Regions from separate parts of the Mus musculus genome. Here regions 2, 3 and 4 are each linked to region 1. Evidence: chromatin loops called from intact Hi-C (ENCODE). Cell type or tissue: gastrocnemius. All regions are shown on one strand. Region 1 overlaps Slc23a2 (solute carrier family 23 (nucleobase transporters), member 2). Region 2 overlaps Slc23a2 (solute carrier family 23 (nucleobase transporters), member 2). Region 3 overlaps Tmem230 (transmembrane protein 230). Region 4 has its middle 32 kb from the start of Prnd.

Evidence for each region. Peaks named below come from ENCODE experiments on the same cell type or tissue, not always from the same donor. Only the 100,000 strongest peaks of a DNase experiment are listed, where the experiment ranks them.
Region 2: it touches region 1 in a loop (8-fold over the local background); 7 of 42 quality-filtered maps call a loop at or near these places.
Region 3: a loop joins it to region 1, with 4 times the contacts of the local background. A loop is called at or near these places in 4 of 42 quality-filtered maps.
Region 4: it touches region 1 in a loop (10-fold over the local background); 31 of 42 quality-filtered maps call a loop at or near these places.

What each region holds. Positions count from the first base shown.
Region 1 is chr2:132,110,252-132,112,751 of GRCm38, forward strand. The region is part of intron 1 of Slc23a2 (solute carrier family 23 (nucleobase transporters), member 2); the gene reads right to left. Among named protein-coding and RNA genes, the nearest start is that of Gm14051, 32 kb to the right of the region's middle. In gastrocnemius, a CTCF peak has its summit at 1,311; a DNase peak (open chromatin) is centred at 1,265; H3K4me3 peaks cover 216 bases; H3K27ac peaks cover 1,730 bases.
Region 2 is chr2:132,059,131-132,061,630 of GRCm38, forward strand. Slc23a2 (solute carrier family 23 (nucleobase transporters), member 2) reads right to left here. Exons shown (of 16, transcript NM_018824.2): 14 at 1,533-1,670. Among named protein-coding and RNA genes, the nearest start is that of Gm31179, 30 kb to the left of the region's middle. In gastrocnemius, a CTCF peak has its summit at 1,005 (motif pointing left); no DNase peak of the experiment used is centred here.
Region 3 is chr2:132,239,541-132,242,040 of GRCm38, forward strand. Tmem230 (transmembrane protein 230) reads right to left here. Exons shown (of 4, transcript NM_027478.3): 4 at 1-1,086. The coding sequence ends at 946. Among named protein-coding and RNA genes, the nearest start is that of Tmem230, 7.0 kb to the right of the region's middle. In gastrocnemius, a CTCF peak has its summit at 1,115 (motif pointing left); a DNase peak (open chromatin) is centred at 1,083.
Region 4 is chr2:131,981,732-131,984,231 of GRCm38, forward strand. No RefSeq gene overlaps it. Among named protein-coding and RNA genes, the nearest start is that of Prnd, 32 kb to the left of the region's middle. In gastrocnemius, a CTCF peak has its summit at 1,020 (motif pointing right); a DNase peak (open chromatin) is centred at 1,019.

The sequences.
Region 1 (2,500 bases):
CAAGGTATTTTTTTTCCAGTGGCACACAATTCTAAGCCCAAGCAAGCTTTCTTTTTCCTTTTTTTTTCCCCCTCAAGATAGGGTTTCTCTGTGTAGCCCTCGCTGTCCTGGAACTCACTCTGTAGACCAGGCTGGCCTCGAACTAAAAAATCCACCTGTCTCTGCCTCCCAAGTGCTGGGATTAAAGGCGTGTGCCACCACTGCCCAGCCCAGCAAGCTTTCAAGACTGAAAACTCAAGGCAAGCCATGGTAACATTACAAAACCCTATGTTAATAATAATAATAATAATAATAATACCAGCCTAACACAGAAACTGGAATCACTTAGAGTCAGACACCACAGTAATCATAATTTTCTTTAAACTCTCAAACCAAATCTTCTTAAAATCTAAAAACCTATAATTTGTAAGGATTTTTAAAAAATTAATGTACTCCATTATAAAAGAGGCCCCAGCTCTTTATGAAATTTGTTATTTACATTTCCTTTTGTTTTTATTCTTGCTTTTCTCCAAAGTTCTAAAAGGCTGTAAGAAGGAAACAGACAGAACACACAGAGCCCTGCTAGTCCCAACAGGACTTAAGACCAGGAAGTCAGGTGACGCTTCATTGCTACAGACAGCCTGTCATGCTCTGCACTGGCTCTCACGTGTATGACCAGGGGCACTGCCTTCTGACAGTTGCAAAAATGCTAGTGTTCAGTCACCAAGTTTTAAATAGTCCCTGACAGCACTGAGGAAGTCTAGACATTTCTAGTAACACATCTGGATGAACCTGAACTATAAACTATTCACCCACCTACACTACAGTCTTGTCTCTGTCTCCCTCATAAAAACACGTGTATATGCATCTCTCTCTCTCTCTCTCTCTCTCTCTCACACACACATACAGAGAGAGAGAGAGAAAGACAGAGAGAGAGAGAGAGAGAGAGAGAGAGAGAAAGAGAGAGAGAGAAACAGACATATGGCCACATAGGTATCCACACGGTCACAAATGCACATAAGAAACAGGCACAGACATATTCAGACACAGTCCAATAAGCCTCAGAACTCATCCCCCAAAGCAGAGCTCTTATACCAAGCAATGGTCATACCTTCAACGGAATCTCAGTCTATCCACAAAACCGTCCTCCAGTCAGTGTGCGACCCACCACGCCTGTGCAGTCTGTGACTGTCCTGAGGTGCAGCAGGAGCTGCTTTCAGGTGCTGAAGTAATTTCAGCTCTTATATCCCACACGAGCTGGCCAAAATTGTATAACTAACCGCACCTCATCAAATGCTATTTGTATTACACAACAGCCACCGCCTGGTGACAAGCAGTTACTGCAGGCCTCCATTATCGTCTTGAAACCAGTCTTGCAGCAGGCTTCTTCAGAGCAGGCTGGGTCTGTCATAGAATCCCAGCAGCTGCTGCGGTTGTATTTCTCAAACCCAGACAAAGAAGAGAAATTAAAACCTATCTTTTCAGACAGTTCAGATGAGCAAGTCTGCCCTTGCTGCTGCCAGCTCAGTGGAAAGGGAGATTACTTCTACTCACTGACAGTTTTTCTTTCCCCCTATCAGAGCCCAAAGACATCAGATTGCAAAACTTAAAGAATTGCAGTGATGCCACGGCAGGACCCCATCATTACAAAGTAAGCAAAGTCAACAAAAATAAGCTCTCACAACAAACCACACAACCCAAGTCCCTGGGGTGTGGAAGACAGGACCTATCTACAGTCCCAGAGGAGGAAAAGACTGCACAGACAGACAGACAGACAGACTACCCTTCCTAGTCTTGATTCCATCACAGGGCCAGCAGGCACTGAAGTGAGGCAGGGAGCACCTCCCCTCCTGGGACGTTCCCTCATCTGTCCCCATCTCTTAGAGTAGACTGCCCAGACCAGAGGGAACACAGACAGGCTCAGGTGAGAGGCAGAAGAGGCTCTGCCAGCAGAGCTGCACACCTGAGAAGAGGGGACCCTCGGCCAGAGAGAGAAGAACCAGGAGAACAGAGAGGGCCACTGTCCAATTTCTTGATGAAATTGCTGTTGTGTGGAGGGAAAAGAGGCCATGGGGCCAGAGGAGAAGACTCCTGGAGCAGGAGAAGCCTGGAGAAGAATGGGACCCCAGAGGGCCAGGACACTGATCCCCGCATGCCACCCACTGAAGCGTCAGTGGACCCAGGGAGCCAAGCATTAGTCAGAATGCTCTGGGGATTCCAGAGAAGAGGCGCTGCAAGGATGTAGAGGAACTCAGAAGCAGAAATGAGAAAGGGCTGTGGAGCCGGCTCCCTGGTTAACAGCACCAACTGTTCTTGCAAAGTACCAGAATTTAGCTCCAAGCACCACAGGGTGGCTCACAATCACTAGAACTTCAGACCTGAAGGATCCAATGCCCTCCTCTGGCCTCTATGATGACTTCATAGGACAGGGATACACACACACACACACACACACACACACACACACACACACAGATGGACACAGAGAGAGACAGACAGACAAAACACATCTAAGCATAAA
Region 2 (2,500 bases), 51 kb before region 1:
GGTAGGTAGTACATGCCTGTGGCCACAGCACTTGGGAGGAGGAAACGATTAAAGGTTCAAGGTCAGCCTTGCCTATTAAGTGTGTTCAGTGACAATCTGGACTACATATGAAAGCCTATGTAGGTAAAATATTTGAACAAATGGTCCTGAATTACTCAATTGTAACATATATCAGTAGCAACAGATACTTCTTAAAAAGGTTCCCCCTTTGTCCATGCTGCATGACAGCAGGGTTGTAAAGAGTAGAACCTGAATAGGCACTCTTTATTTAGAGACTTGTTTCTTGTGTGGATGTGTGTCTGCTTGCATGGGTCTGGGCACTATCTGCATGCAGTGCTTGCAGAGGTCAGAAGACAGCTTTAGACTTCCAGTTCAGGCAGTTGTGAGCTTCCATGTGGATGCTGAAAACTGGACCCAGGGCCTCTACAAGACTATTAAGGGCTCACAGGGCTGGATGCAGAGTTGAGTTGCTGGTTAGAAACACCTGATCATCTTGTAGAAGACCCAGGTTCAATTCCAAGAACACACATAGCTCACAACTGTCTTTAACTCTAGTCCCAGGGGATCCAAAGCCCTCATGTGACCTTCTCAGGTACAAGGCACACATGTGGTAGATATAAATACATGCAGGCAAAACACTCATGCTCATAAATTAAATATTAAAATTTTTTTAAAAAGGAGCTCATAACGGCTGAGCCATCTTTCTAGGCCCTAATTTGGTATTCTTGAATTGAAAACAGAAAAATTTATATCAGAGCCTGTGAAGTTGAGTTTTAAGGAATTATACAATTTAATACAGTATGAGTCTGAGAAATCAAAAGTTTTACAGAGACAAAGGAGAGGCACCCATTTAAACAATGATCCCCCGAGGGCCAGTGAGATGACGATTCATCGGGTAAGTGTGCCTACTGTTCTGGCAGAGGCAGGTTTGGTTTCTAACACCTACATGGTGCCTCTCATCCTTCTGTTTCTCTGGTTCCAGGGAGAGCTGATGCCCTCTTCTGGCACTACACGCAGCTGATGAGCATGTACACAAATGCAGGGAAAACATTCACACATGTAAAATAAAACAGAAAAAGTGAAAAAAAGAAAGAAAAGCCAGGCGTGGTGGCGGGTGCCTTTAATCCCAGCACTTGGGAGGCAAAGGCAGGCGGATCTCTATACATTGAGGCCCGTCTGGTCTACAGATAGTGTTCTCTGGAAAGCCAGAGCTAGAGAGAAGCCACGTCTTGAAAAACCAACCAACTGAACAAACAAAAACAAAACAAAGCAGTGAGACCTTAGCCATCCATATCAACTGTCCACCAATCCGAAGGCACCTCCAAGCAAGTATGGAGGCACATGCTAATATGGGATGTCCTGGTGGCTTCCAGAGAAATAATCAGAGTAAGATTCAGAAGGAAGGCAGAGAAAAAACATTCGGCAATACACAGCAGAGGTTCCAAGGTCCCTTCCCATTACAAGAGCTATTTGTGACTCTATGGTTGAAATCCCAACTGCCCTACCCAAGATTCAAGAGCTCTCTCGCCTACCTGTAACCAGAGGGTTTTGTCGGAGGTAACTTGGAAGAACAAGGCCAAAGAAGATGGAGAATCCAAGCACAAACAGGTTCCGGGAAGAATTCAAGTCAATGAACTGCAGGTTCGAGAGGCCGACCGCCGTGATCATTCCTGGAGGGAGAAGCGTCAGAACACAGTCGCACTGAGCTCGGCTGCGGCACGCCCACAGGCTACCCCGGAGGCCGAGAACAGACTCCCACGTGTCCTTTCTCTGGCCCTCAGAAATCAGCCTGCAGACCAGTGCAGTGGCAGAAAGAGAGGGTCGGTGAAATACCACCACCCATCTCTGACCCGAATTATTACATCACACACAAGCATCACACTATATTTTCTTTGAATCAAGTAGACAGGCAATGGTTCAGCTTAGTTTATGTCTGTGTACCAAGTGTGCGCCTGGTGCCCAGAGGCCAGAAGTGTCAGGTGCTCTGTAACTGGACTTGTAAGTCACCATGTGGGGGCTGGGAATTGAACCCAGGTTCCCTCAGAGCAACGAGTGCTCTAAGTGCTGAGCCATCTCTTGCTTTCTCTAAGCATTCTGATTAAATCCACACTAGAACTCTGGTGCATGTCCACAATGACTGTATCTGAAAGGTGCAGATCAAATCCAAAGTCCCACTATGAAAATGCCAGTTGAAAGGGTTCATTTATTGGGGCAATATATCTGAGTTAAGTCAAATAGAAATTCTAAATTAAAAAGATTAGATTTTATCTTAATTTTCATATCATTTTCTTAGTGATTGCTTCTATTTTTAACATACCTTTAGCTTGGGCACTGATGCAAATCTTTATGTTTCTGAAGCACCATCTTTTACAATTTAAAGTGGAAACCATTAGATTTATTGTTAGATTTCCATTAAGAATTAGCTACTGTGTAGGAGGTGACTTTCACACCATTTATTTATTTATTTATTTATTTATTTATTTATTTATTTATTTATTTA
Region 3 (2,500 bases), 130 kb after region 1:
TACATTTTCAGGGATCTTGGCCAAGTCTTGTAATCTTTAGCAGAATGATATCATAGTACCAGCCAGCAGTAGGGCTATAAACTCTAAGTACACTTATCTACAGTTTTACGAAGAAACAGCCAAAGTCTAGTCCTTGAGGTATGATTCACACAATCTCTTGACCTACAAAGGACAGATTCACCTGAGTTTTGTAGTAGGCAAACTATGGAGAAACCAGAGGAAGTTTCCCTTTTCTTGAGACAGGGTCTCACTAGGTAGCCCTAGTTGTCGTAAAACTCTATGTAGACCAGGCTGGCCTTGAACTCATAGAGATCCACCTGGCTCTGCCTCCCAAGTACTGGGATCATAATACCCAGCTTCATGGTTTAAAAATTCCAGGTTGCTGTCAATGTAAAAAAAGCCAATTAGAGATGGATCTACAGATATTTGGTTTTACTGGGATATGAAGGTGGAGGAGCATATGAAGGTAAGACAGATACTTTAATTTTACTAGGATATAATGGTAGAGGAGAGGGTGAGAGATAAGATAGGTAATTTTAAAAATAAATTACTTAGTAATAAGAAACTAGACAATACATTTCCCATTATGCTACAAAACCAAGCAGACAATGGAAGACAAAAGAAAGGTTCAGCTCTAAGGAGGGTAACACCTTCCACTATAGAACAGGCTGCCTTCCCAGACAGTTAGCTTCACAACTCTTACATGATGCACACTCATGTGGAAAAACTTGTCAAGTTTAGCCAGGGCCAGGAGATGAAAACATACCATGTCCTAATTAGCTAATTATAAAGCAGGAGCGTTTTGGAGAAGGACTCATACAATCTGGCCATTGTTTTGCTAAACATCTGCAAATTGTAGACTTCTTCAGCCCTTAGCCAGAGTTCTTGCTTGATGTCTTAAAGTGGTTGCACTGTGTGCGACTCTTCTCAAGGCTGAGGCGAAGGCTAGTCATCAAAGTCTGGAATGTCATCGTAGGAGTAACCCCGGTAGCCCTTGGATGCATAATAGGCGATGCGCAAATGGTAAAATCCCGGTAGGAACACCAAAATGCCTATGATGAGGACAGGAACGGCTCGGTCTGCCCCCTGGTGGCAGAAGGAAAACATTAGTCCCATACAAGTCACACCTTTACATCTCTCTTTTCAGCATACATTGTCACCTTCTCTTTGTTTCTTATCTTTCTGTCTCAGGGATCAAGTTAGAGACGCTGGGTGTGGTAGGCAAGCACTACCCTCCCAGTTTCTTCCAGATTACAAATTAAGCAATACATTCAAAGTTATAAAAAAGAAATCAGCATTTTTATTCAGATATCAGGCTTATTTCCTTCTGCTCTTCCAAGCTCTCTGTGTGTGTGTGCCTGCGCACCTGCATGCTTGGCCGGTACATACTATTATTGTCTGCAAATGTATATGCAGATGTATGCTTGTGTGCCAGAGGTTGACTTCAAGTGACTTCCTCAACAGCGCCTTATTTTAAATATTTAAGTATGGGTATGTTTTGGTCACTCTTCTATTGCCAAGAGCAATCATGACCAAGGCAATTTATAGAAGAGTTTTGGAGGCTTGCTTACAGTTTCCGAGGTGTAGAGTTCATGACCATCATGGTGGGGAAAAGGCAGGACCCTGGAATGTAGCTACAAGCTTACTTCTGATCTATAAGCACACGACAGAGAACACCAGAGCTAACCCTTCCAATCCTTCCTAAACAGTCCACCAACTGTGGATCAATCACTCAAATATTTGAGCCTATGGAAGCTGTTCTCACATAAGCCACCATATTCTACTCCTTGGTTCCTATAGACTTATAGCTATATCATAATGCAAACTATATCAGTTCAACTTCAAAAGTCCCTACAGTTGTTCAGTCTCAACAGTTTACAGGTCTAAAGACTCTTCTGAGACTGATAGTCATGGACTTTAACTACCTCTAGAACTTAAGCCCCAAATTAATAATTGTTTTGTCTATATGTATGTCTGCGCACCACAAGTGTGCCTAATTCCCACAGAGGCAGTGGATGCCCTGGAACTGGACTTTTGAACAGTTGTGAGTAGCCACATGGGTGCTGGAAATTGAACCTAACCCCTTGGAAGAGCAGCCAGTGTTTTTAGCTACAGAGCTATCCCCTATGTTGTGAATGTGCACCTAAGCACAGGTGCTGAAAGAGGTCAGAGGCTTGGAGAATTGCCCTAGAGCTGGGGTTACAGGCAGTTGTAAGCCAACCAACCTCAGGTCTAGTAATCAGGCTTGGGGGCCTCTGCAAGAGCAGAAAAGGTTATTAACAGTGAAGCCATTTTTTCTTCTTATTTTCCTTAATCTTATTTTTTGAGATAAGAGTCTCACCTCTCACTGAATCTCTTACTGGTACTCACCAATCTGCCTAGAATGGCTTGGCCAGGCAGCTCTGGGGACTCAACTGTGTCTCCACCCTGCAGTGCCGGGCTACAGATGCATACCAACACTTGGAGCTTTTTATGTGGGTGCTAGGAGTCAGATTCCAGG
Region 4 (2,500 bases), 130 kb before region 1:
AGGACAACCCCACGTGTCTCTCCTTAAGCTTTCCTTGGAAGCCATCCACTGTTCTGTTTAAGACAGTGTCTGTCTCTCACTGGTCTGGACCTCACCAAGTAGGCTCAACTGGCTGGCCAATAAGTCACAGAGGTTCAATGCTCTCTGCCTGTCCAGCACAGGCAGAGATAGTGAGCTATCCCCTCAGCCTTCGGGGTTTTGCAATAATTCTTGAGTCTTTTCAGGGTTGTGAGGATTTTAGTCTAAAACCAATAATGAGAGCAGTAGTTGCTGCCAGTTGAGGAAAACAGCATGAAGAGTCTCTGCATAGCCCTCACGAGACAAGAATAAATGCTGCATACATTAGGTCAGTGAAGAAAGGGAGGTGGGCAGCATAGATCACAGCCTCACATTAAAGGAGTCAAGATTTGATTCTGAGAATCCAGACACAGGAAACACCAAAAGAGCTGAGAGACTTAGCACGCACGCCTTTAATCCCGTGCTCAGGCAGAGGCAGGTGGATCGCTGAGAGTACAAGATCACCTGGTCTGTATAGTGACTTCCAGACCATCCAAGGTGACCTTGTCTCAAATTTTTAAAAAAGAAACATGGAAGGAAAAGATGGCGGGAGAAGGAGGACAGAATGAACAAATGAACGAATGAACAAAAGAAGAAAGGGGAAATACCGAAGTGCAAAATGCACCAGAAATACGTCAAAAACTATGTCCAAACCCACTGAACTCAGGAAAGCATAGTTCAAGGTGGGAAGCTATCACATTTTCCCCCTTACTTATGCAAAATAGTATGGGACAAATAGACAAACCAAGTAAGGACATCAGGGTAAAAGACATGGTCTACCTAGGCTACAATCATGAGTATGAGAGCCTAGAATCCACGTCAATTTGGGCTACACAACGAAAAATCACACACATACACACACAAACACACACACACACGCACGCACAGGCACTTGTACAGGCTAACTTTGCCCATCACTGGTAGAGCTAGGAAGCAGATGTTATGCAGTCATCGTCACCACCAGAGGGCATCCTAACATCAACCAGGACAGGCAAGGGTCCATGTCTAGTCCCTCTCACAGAAAGATGCAGGGAGTTTTTATTTGTTTGTTTTTGTTTGTTTTCATAAGCTACCACCTAGCCAGGTTGAAGAGAGGCCAATCTTCCCTTAGTTCCAAATCCTTCCGGGATAGACAATGACCTTGAATCTCTCCTAGAGCTTCTGTCTCCTGTCCTGCCTCCACAGGTGCCCTCTGGAGATGAGTTATTTAGGACCTCCCCTAATGCATGCTGGGAGAACCTCAGCCCAAGGCTCTGCCTGAACAGAAGTTGATGTTGAAGTGTGCCCCAGAGACACATAAACTGACACTCATCCTTCATCCAGAACTCCAGACAGAACAAGAAAGATGTTTGGTCTTTCTACTGTATGCCATCTCCAGAGGGAAATGCTCCAAGATGTCACAATTCAGCATAATGATGTCACAATACAGTATTATCATGGAACACTGTTGCACTGTGATGTCACAATGACACACTGGTGCACTTTAATGTCAAAGGATAGCATGATAATAGCACAAAGGAGCAGTGTAACAACTCAATACCACATTATGATATCACAGTAGCACACTGTTATAGAACAATAAACGCTGTGATGTCACCATCCAGCAATGCTGTCAGGGTGGGATGTTGTGGTGGCAAAAACGCAGCAGTGTGATGGCACAGTTCATTATTGTGAATTCACATGGAGCATTGTGATGTCACAGTCTAGCCCTGTGATGTCACCATAGAGCACTGAGACACTGCACTAAAGTACCAGGATGGTACAGTGGAACTGAGCTGGGTGATACAGGTGTGATGGGGTGAAGATCATAAGAAAGAACTCTGGTAAATTCTTACCCAGAAGCCAAAGGAAGAGATCTGGCACTCCACCCCAGGGTAACATATAACTTGAATTCCATCCCACCAAGGGAAGCTCGTTTCTTATCCCACCGACCCTTGGATGAATTACCAGAGATATGTAGCCATACACTCATTCTATTGGGAAAACCTGTCATTCCTTCAGCACAGGCAAGAAAGGTGTCTTGAACAGAAGGAATACAGCCGTGAGCGAAACAGAGAGAGCTGTGTTTTCTGGAAGCTTCCACTATAGAGAAAGGAGCTGACAGTGAGCAAAATGCTAGAGCTGTGTGCATGGCTGAAGTGAACCAATGACAAAGTGCTAGAGCTGTGTGCATGGGTGAAGTGAACCAATGACAAAGTGCTAGAGCTGTGCACATGGCTGAAGTAAACCATTGAGAAAGATGGCCGAGAAAAGGTTGGGTTGGGACTGCAGTGTTGACTACATGGGGGTTTGTTCTGGTTGCCTGAGATAGTCTCACAATGAGTGTTGGGCTAGCCTCGAAACTCTATGTAACCTAGTCTCACTATCTCATACCTCACATCCCAAGTGCTAGGATTATAGGTACTTGCCACTATTGTGGCAAAGCCAGATATATAATGAGCAG